Linked DNA regions of Homo sapiens: all the other regions are linked to region 2. A link is a contact called in ENCODE Hi-C data. All regions are on one chromosome and are shown on one strand. Each heading gives the region's core, a stretch centred on a gene start or an enhancer-like site at or near the end of the contact. The rest is flanking DNA. Distances are from core to core; before and after follow the strand shown. Region 1 overlaps FRMD4A (FERM domain containing 4A). Region 2 holds the start of MSANTD7 (Myb/SANT DNA binding domain containing 7). Region 3 holds the start of MCM10 (minichromosome maintenance 10 replication initiation factor).

What was found. A loop is a pair of places that touch in the nucleus more often than their neighbours do. Pooled maps may share reads with other maps.
Region 1: a loop to region 2 is called in a pooled map, with 4 times the contacts of the local background. The contact joins the enhancer-like site here to the promoter of MSANTD7 in region 2. A Hi-C loop is called at or near these places in 2 of 50 pooled maps.
Region 3: a pooled map shows a loop between it and region 2 (14-fold over the local background). The contact joins the promoter of MCM10 here to the promoter of MSANTD7 in region 2. A Hi-C loop is called at or near these places in 2 of 37 single-sample maps with no recorded cell type and 8 of 50 pooled maps.

Annotation. Positions count from the first base shown.
Region 1 is chr10:13,711,538-13,714,661 of GRCh38, forward strand. All of the region lies in intron 12 of FRMD4A (FERM domain containing 4A), which reads right to left. It overlaps LOC105376426 (a long non-coding RNA gene), which reads left to right. Exons shown (of 4, transcript XR_001747371.2): 2 at 385-477. Among named protein-coding and RNA genes, the nearest start is that of PRPF18, 130 kb to the left of the region's middle. RefSeq lists enhancers at 167-1,033, 1,034-1,898. Within about 2 kb of position 1,559, at least 13 of the 41 ENCODE cell types and tissues checked have a DNase peak (open chromatin) inside an H3K27ac peak, as active enhancers do.
Region 2 is chr10:14,836,892-14,839,647 of GRCh38, forward strand. MSANTD7 (Myb/SANT DNA binding domain containing 7) reads left to right here and starts at 1,415. Exons shown (of 5, transcript NM_001378785.1): 1 at 1,415-1,568. It overlaps CDNF (cerebral dopamine neurotrophic factor), which reads right to left and starts at 1,146. Exons shown (of 4, transcript NM_001029954.3): 1 at 941-1,146. The coding sequence starts at 1,055. It overlaps HSPA14 (heat shock protein family A (Hsp70) member 14), which reads left to right and starts at 1,415. Exons shown (of 14, transcript NM_016299.4): 1 at 1,415-1,568. The coding sequence starts at 1,512. RefSeq lists a silencer at 1,199-1,308 and an enhancer at 1,459-1,698.
Region 3 is chr10:13,160,117-13,163,071 of GRCh38, forward strand. MCM10 (minichromosome maintenance 10 replication initiation factor) reads left to right here and starts at 1,442. Exons shown (of 20, transcript NM_018518.5): 1 at 1,442-1,490. RefSeq lists silencers at 1,191-1,504, 1,527-1,706.

The sequences.
Region 1 (3,124 bases), core at 309-2,808, 1.1 Mb before region 2:
ATGATCATCAGGATGACTGGGCCGGTTCCCTTAGGGATTTGTGTAACGCCTATGGCCAATTATATCCAAGGAGCTAATTAAAAAGCTAAAATACTTAGTTCTACCAATAATCAAAGAATGTATTAATTCATACCTATTAAATCAAGGGGTTTCTAGTGCACGTCACTTAAGCATCTTTAAAAAGCCCTGCAAACATCGTTCCTTTGATCTTTTGGCATCCCTCAAGAAGATCAAGTGGGAAATTTACTTCTTGGGTGAAACAAGGCCCAGAGAAATTAAGGAAAACTGCCTAAGGCCACACAGCAAGTAAGTGAAGGAACCAGAAATAGAAGTCAAGGGCACCTGGTCCATTACTCTAACCTCTAACTATGTTGCTTTCCCCAGGAGTCCACCAATTAGTGGGAACAGCTCTTACTGACTAATGGATGGTTAACTTTACAAGTGGAATGATTTTTACAAATGAGCTACAATATGACTGTAAGTAGAAAGTAAAAAAGCAAATCTTTTTCATCCTGCACCATGGCCTGGCTTTCCTTTTATACGGTAAATGATAACAAGTATTCTTTCCTTCTATCCTTGGAGTCCTGGCTTCCTCTAGTTTTCTATACAGCAATGCTTCAATACTCAGTAGCTTTCAATACTCAATGCTTTCCATACTCCAAAGACTAAAACACAACGACAACTGTGATGAAGGACAGCCTGGGCCAGGCATGGTAGCTCACGCTTGTAATCCCAACACTTTGGGAGGCCAAGGTTGGGGGATCACTTGAGGTCAGGAGCTCGAGACCAGCCTTGTCAACATGGTGAAATCCTATCTCTACTAAAAATTAGCCAGGTGTAGTGGCACGCGCCTGTAATCCTAACTACTCCGGAGGCTGAGGCAGGAGAATCGCTTGTACCCAGGAGACGGAGGTTGCAGTGAGCCGAGATCTTACCACTGCACTCCAGCCTGGGCAACACAGTGAGACTCCATTTCAAAAAAAAAAAAAGAGCAACAACAAAAAAAACAGCCTGGATGATCTGGACTTGCGTGAAACAAAACTTAGAGGAAACCACCAAGTAGTGGCTTCCTTGAGACTATGTCTGTCCCTGTTGTTGGGACTGGCTGATACTGGATGTGGATTCTTAGTTTCTGACCTAGACTTGCCGTGACTCCCAATGCGATCACAGGTCCTCCACTTCCCTGTTCTGGGCCTCAGTATCTTCATGTATGAAAACAGGAGGTGGGAAACACTTATCCACGGAGTGCAAACAAAAGTGGGTAATAAATACTGCCTTTGAGACCTGAATGCAACAGGGTCCACTCTAAGTACTTAATGAGCAGGGACCAGTTACTGGTTTCTATTAGATGGCCTGCTGGATTCCCACATCCTGTATTTAGCTGAAGGCTGGGGCAGAGGAAGGGGCTTTGGCTCCACTGGACTTCCTCCCCAGCCAGCATTTATGGAGAGCTGGGACTGCATGTGGAGTGGTGGGCAAGCTCCCAGGACGATGTGGAAATAGACGCTTGAGAGGAAGCTCAGTCTAGTGGCTCTGATGCTTGACTAGGACTTTGGAGAACCTCGTCTTCCCCCGCTGCCCCTGAGGCTGAGTCACCAAGCTTCTTAATGATCTCCCTATGAGTAACTTCCTGTTTCATCCAGGGGGGCTATTACACAGAATCACAGCAGCCATCTGGTCCACCTCCTCCTTGCACAGATAAAGTAACCCCAGTAGAGAGAGGTTAAGGGATTGGCAGAGGTTAAATAAGTAATTGATGATGGGACCCACATCTTGTGACTTCTGGTCCTGGGCTCTTTCTAACACACCATGAAGCTCTGACAATGAACGAGAACAAAGTTGTTTCAAGCTTCTTGTTCTGAGTCTCTATATAAGAAGAATTAGACTCATGGACAGGAATAATCTCCAAGCTCAGAAGAAAACATACAAACTGAAAAACTCACTTCCTTATTTCATTTCTGCCCTTTTTACTTTCTAGAGCAGACTGGCACTTGCAAATCTTTAGACGGATTTACATTTTCAGCAAATACAAATGAGTTGTTTCACATCTAGAGGGCTGCAGGGCAAAAGAAAGGAGTCACTGAACCCGAATCAGATGGAATTTAAAATGTGAGAGCACCCAGAAAGCTCCAAACCTGTGCTCTCAGAGGACTGGATCCCATGTGCCCTGGTAAGGTTTTGCTATTGGAGCACAGCCGGTTCTAAGGGGCAACAGAAGTAGGTATATATACACATATATATAATATATATACATATATGTAATATATATACACATATATATAATATATATACATATATGTAATATATATACACATATATATAATATATATACATATATGTAATATATATACATATATAATATATACATATATGTAATATATATACATATATAATATATACATATATGTAATACACACACATATATAATATATACATATATGTAATATACATATATAATATACATATATAATATACATATATAAAATATACATATATATATATATATATATATATATATATATAAAATATACTTTTTTTTTGAGACACAGTCTCACTCTATCCTCCAGGCTGGAGTGCAGTGGCACGTTCTCAGCTCACTGCAACCTCTGCTGCCTCCCGGGTTCAAGTGATTCTCTTGTCTCAGCCTCCCAAGTAGCTGGGATTACAGGCTCCCACCAACATGCCCAGTTAATTTTTGTATTTTTAGTAGAGACGGGGTTTCATCATGTTGGCCAGGCTGGTCTCGAACTCCTGACCTCAGGTGATCCACTCGCCTTGGCTTCCTAAAGTGCTAGGATTATAGGTGTGAGCCAACATCCTGGCCCAGGTATATGTTTTTAGTGGGTTGAAATCATATGTCAGAGGTTTTTTTTTTTCTATCAGTTTTTTAGGCATTCAATATATTTTACTTTTTACAAAAAAAGAAGACAGAGGCAAGGCCCTTGGGTTTCAGGCAGCATTGAATTCCCATTCCCTTTCCAACCATTCATGTAGTAGTCTTCTACTTTGTACTGGACTGTTCTCATAGGCAAGAGGAAACACATGGTGCCTAATACATGTTTATATTTGTAGCGAGCTTACAATCTACTTGGGAAGACAAGACATACATAAAGTAGCTGTATTC
Region 2 (2,756 bases), core at 165-2,664:
TGTACTCCGGCCTGGGCAACACAGTGAGACTGTCTCAAAACAAAAACAAAAACAAAAAACAAAACAACAAAACAAACAAAAACACAACTTTAGTACGACTATACCCATCCATTCACTCAACATATATGATGAACCTACAATTTCCTGTTCACTAGGGATATATTTTCCAGCTGAGGGCATATACATTTAAACTAATTATTTTCAGTAAAACATGGAGTGAGCGCTACAGGAGTCCAGAAGGAAGGGGCTAGCATAGCCACTTACCTTCTTTGCCTTTGCTAACAGATCTCTAAAGTGAAGTACGCTGATTTTGCAAAAACCAAAGTCTCAGAGCTAGGGGACTTGGTGGGATACAGACTCACGTATTCTGACTGCGAGTTCACAGCTGAGATACCGTGAACAAAAAGGAACCACTCTTTTGTATTCCTCTCTTTCCCAAGGAGTCAGTGTACTCCTTTGCAAAGCAATTTTCACCTACAGAGTCCTAACAAATATTAGCTATGTCCTCTGATTTAAGCTACTCAACTCAATGCCATGTTTTGTTTTCCTTTGGGGAGTCACCAACTAGCTTGGACTTGAAAGACGTCTTCTGTGCAAGGGGAGGCAAATCTTGCTGGTTGGAAGCAGCAGAATCAATCTGGCGCCAGTATCATCTGAATCTAGCATTCTTTGCACAAACTCTAATCCAAATACAAACCCACCAGCTTTTACTGCTGAAGTTTAATATTCACAGCAAAACCACAACGTGGCCTCACGTTACCACCAGGCCCGGCTTGAGCTTTTTACTCGAGCTGGGCTTGGGCGATCTAAAACGAGGGACAGGGCCTGCATTTCCTGGGCGGAATGTTATTTATAGCCAGGGCCAGGAGAAGCCAAAGCCGACAGCTGCTGCGCCGCAGCGCGGGGCCGCCGCCATGCAAGCAGTTGTCACACCGCTCACCTTCACAGTCGGCCCCTGGCCGCCCCCCGGCCTCCTGGCCCTGCGTCAGCACCGGGTGAGAGACCAAAAGCCCGGCGCAAAAGGCCACCACAGCAACTGGGCTCGCGCACCACATGCTGGGCCAGCAGCTTCAATCGCCTCCGCCACCCGCGCCCACCGCCCACCAAGCTGCCAAAGCGAGCTGAGCAGAATTCGAGGTTGGAAAGAATCTGCCAGTAGTTGCCAGGACAAATGACGCAACTGAACACAGAGTTTCCATTGGCTCTCAAGGAAGGGATAGGAAGGGGGCGGAGTGTAGGAGCCTTTTCCCGTCCCTCCCCGGTTGCGCGTGCGCACTGTGCAGTTTCCGCGGAGCGCAGAGACGCGCTGAAGCTACTCGCGGACTGCGCGTGAAGAAAGGCGGAACCTTCACGCTGATTGGCGGCGACGCGGGAGGCTGTAGCGGCCGACCGGACGCAGGGGGCTGGCGGGAACGTGAAGCTCCGCGGTGCCTGATGGGGCCGTTGGGCGGCCGGTAGCTGTTGCTGTTGGGGGACCCCCTCATTCCTGCCGCTGCCGTCCCTGCTGCCTCATGGCGGCCATCGGAGTTCACCTGGGCTGCACCTCAGCCTGTGTGGCCGTCTATAAGGTGAGGGGCTGCGGAGCTGGGCTAGGGCTTCATGACGGCCACCCGGTTTTCTGGCGCTGGGTCATCCACAGGCTTGAGAGCGGCGTGTCGCCGGCCTAGGGATGTCGTGGAGTGGCGTTGCCGCGAGGACACTCCGGAGCGAAGGGCCGGGCAGGCCCGGCCTCGCGCCTGGCGATTCCTCCGGAAAGTCGTCTACTCCGCGGCGGAGGCTCGCGGCGATGTAGACGCGCGGGGTCCCAGGGCGTCATGGCGGCGGGATGCCCGGAGGGGTCCCAGGGACGACGTAGCTGCAGGGTGCCCGGGGGGGTCCCGGAGACAGCGGGGCCGCTGGGTGTCCCGGGGGGTCCCGGGGACGGCGGGGCTGCGAGCATTTTGGGGGAGGTCACGGGGACGTCCTGGCCTCTGGATGCCGGAAGGGGTCTCGCTGACGTCAGGGCCTCAGGATTCCCGCGGGTGGGAGGTCCTGGGAAAGTTGTGGCCGCGAGGTACTTGGAGGCGGTGGTCTCTGGGACAGCAGGGCCGCAGAACGCGCTGAGCTGGGCCCGAACGTCTAGGTCCCGGAGGGGCGGGGAGGCTGCAGTCGAGCTGGGGCTGATGGTCCCGCAAAGCTGCCTGGCTGTGAAGCCAGTTGATGGTGCGTGGTCTACAGAGGTGGCCTTTCTGGAAGTGAGAGCCTGACAGGACTTGTGGCCTTTCTCTCATCAGTGGGGAGGCAGAAGAAACGATAATCATGAACTCCGTTGCCACTAGTCCCGCGTTTAAATGTCAAATGACTTGTTAGGAAAAGCCAAAGGGAATAATACTACTTCATTTGTAGAAATGGGAAGAAAGGGGCCCAGCGCGGTGGCTTACGCCTGTAATCCCAGCACTTTGGGAAGCCGAGGCAGGCGGATCACGTGAGGTTAGGAGTTCTAGACCAGCCTGGCTAACATGGTGAAACCCCGCCTCTACTAAAAATACTAAAAATTAGCCGGGAACGCCTGTAATCCCAGCTGCTCAGGAGGCTGAGGCATGAGAATGGCTTGAACCCGGGAGGCGGAAGTTGCAGTGAGCCGAGATCTGGCACTGCAGTCTGCACTCCAGCCTGGGCCACGGAGCAAGACTCCGTGTCCAAAAAAAAAAAAAAAAGAAATGGTAATGGTAAGAAGGAAGAGAGGTAGGAAAGGTAACGTAATAATAGCCTTCGTT
Region 3 (2,955 bases), core at 192-2,691, 1.7 Mb before region 2:
AACTAGATGTAGTGATGCATTTATTTATTTATTTATTTATTTATTTATTTATTTATTTAGACAGAGTCTGGCTCTGTCGCCAGGCTGGAGTGCAGTGGCGAGATCTCGGCTCATCACTGCAATCGCCACCTCCCAGGTTCAAGCGATTCTCCGCCTCAGCCTCCCAAGTAGCTGGGATTACAGACGCGCACCACTACGCCCAGCTAATTTTTGTGTTGTGTGTGTTTTTAGTAGAGATGGGGTTTCACCATGTTGGCCAGGCTGGTCTCGAACTCCTAACCTCGTGATCCACCCACCTCGGCCTCCCAAAGTGCTGGGATTACAGGGGTGAGCCACCGTGCCCGGCCTTAGTGCCGTATGTTTAAAAGTACGCATTTAAACATACTTTTTCAATTTGATTACTAGAGTTCCTCCATTACTATGAATTTTTAACACTAGCAGCTCTCAGAAATGGTTGTATTCCTATTCCTGAGCCAATATAGGTTTAAGTAATAGGGCTGAGCTCATAAATGGAGCAGTAATATTCCATTAGGACACAGAAAAAAGTCAACGTAGATGGCATCAGGACTGTTTATCTTCAGTCTTCCTAAAGTCGATTTTAATTGTTCTGAAAATGAAAGTACGTAGTGGATAGAGATAGGATCTTATACCAAAGGGATTATTAGTGGGGGAACTGCAGTGCCTGAACAGTGTCTGCAAGGAGGAAAAGGGGGGAAAGACTTAAAGTGGCCATTTGGTCCATCAAAGTCTCTTCTGCTATCAATCCCTTGAAATTATGTAAAAGCTAAATGTTATTCTGCATTTAGAAACTATGTTCTTAGTATTATGTACAAACACTATTTTTTAGAATGTAAATACATAAAGAGGCCTGAATTTTACTGAAAAAAAAATCTGTGAAAGATATGGTCTGCTGATAAGTTCTCTTCAGCCCTGACGCCCCTTAGAAGTCCCAAAATCTATGGAACAGGAATTACTCGGGAAATGGTGGTTTCAGTGTAAAAGATGTCATCTACCCTTTCCCTCACTGCACAGATGGTGAAGGGGAAACTCAGAGAGATAAGTCACTTCCCCAAGGTCAGACAGGGTAAAAGTGGACCGGATCTGTTTGGTCCTGAGCCCAAACATTTCGAATGGACATAAGGCTGACAAAGGAACAGTCGGTCCCAGAGCGTCAGGAGTTGAGGTGGGATGGGACCGCAGGGAAAATACTGGGTGGGATGACTTAAACTTCCCGGCACCAGGGGGCGCCAGACACTCTATTTTACCTAAAGGAGACTGGCTTCTACCGACAGGAAGGTCCCTTGCCCCCAACAAAGAGGGCGTCCAATGACGTAAACCAATCCGATTGCTCTGTGCCAGGGCCGGGATTCGCTGGCGTAGCCAGTCAGTGCTGCCCCACAGCCGCGTGCGTCTGACGTCAAGGCAGGGGCGGGATCCGGTTGGAATTTTGGCGGGTTCAGCTGTGAACGAAGAAGGCGTCCCGGCATCGGGTGAGGAGCGCGGGCCCCGGGCGTGCGTGTGACCCTCGGGCGGCGGGGCCGGGGCCGCCTCGCACGTCTCTGCGCGGGTTGCAAGGGGTCCGAGGCTAGAGGCGCGGGGTCCCGGGAGCTCGGGTGGGCGCGATCTGGATTTGGCGGCAGCTTGGGACCGCTCGGAGCTGGCATGGCCGGGCCGGGGGCTGGGAGTTGCTGGCCGTCTACTAAGGAATCGGGTTCTTCCTTTTAAACGCAGCCTTTTAAGTGCTTGCCAAGTGCCTGCCGCCTGGGCTTTCTTTTATTCATTCATTCATTCATTCATTCATTGGTTTCTCGTATTCATGATTTGCCAATGATTATTGAATGCGGACGGTGTGCATGGCTCGGATCACATTTCCGCTGCCTTCACAGCGCTTACAGTTTAAAGGCACGAGCAGGTAGTAAACAAATGCACGACAGTGGACGACTCAGGGTGGTCCAGAAAGTCTCAGAAAGATGAGTAAGTGGAGACCGAAGGGCGAGAAGGACCTGGGGGGAGCTTTCTTCGACAGAGCCTGAGACCTCAAAGCAGCTTAGTGTGTTCCAGAAGGTGGAAGCGGGCTGGCCCGGCTGGAGCATCGTTATGGGTGTCGGGGTGGGTAGAATTGGACGTGGTGGATTGTGGAAAATGTGAGGGAGTAGAAAGCTTGGAAAGAGAGAGAGAATATGAATCATTGCCTCGCAGGCTTTGTAGATTTTTTCTAAGGGCAATGGAAAATCATTAAAGAATTTCAATGAAGGGACCCCCATGATCTGATTTATGTTCCTAAAGGTTACTAAGGAAAGGGAAGATTACCGTGGCTGTCGTATGCAGAACAGATTGCACGGGGACAAAGAGACCAACATAGAAAGCTAACACAGTCATTGGGTTAAAGGTTGACGGTGGCTTGGCCTAGGGTTCTGGCAGTGAAGTTGGAGAGAAGTGGCAGATTTGAGCAGTGTTTTGGAGATGGGACCACAGTACTTGTCAGTGGCCGTGGATTTGAGGGCGAGGGAGGGTGCACAGTTTCATTTTGGGGGAAGGCAAGGCCGGTTACAGACTTGAACGAGACAGTTTGCTCCTAACGCTCAGGAAGCTTACTGTCCAATAGGTTCCCCAGTAGATAGCACAGTGTGTGGCACATGAGGGATCCGTGGAAATGTTGGTTGAATGAATTTTTAAAAAGCGGCCAGGCGCGGTGGCTCACGCCTGTAATCCCAGCGCTTTGGGAGGCCAAGGCGGACGGATCACCAGGTCAGGAGATCGAGACCATCCTGGCTAATACGGTGAAACCCCATCTCTACTAAAAATACAAAAAATTAGCCGGGCGTGGTGGCGGGCGCCTGTAGTCCCAGCTACTCGGGAGGCTGAGGCAGGAGAATGGCGTGAACCCGGGAGGCGGAGCTTGCAGTGAGCCAAGATCGCCCCATTGCACTCCAGCCTGGGTGACAGAGACTCCGT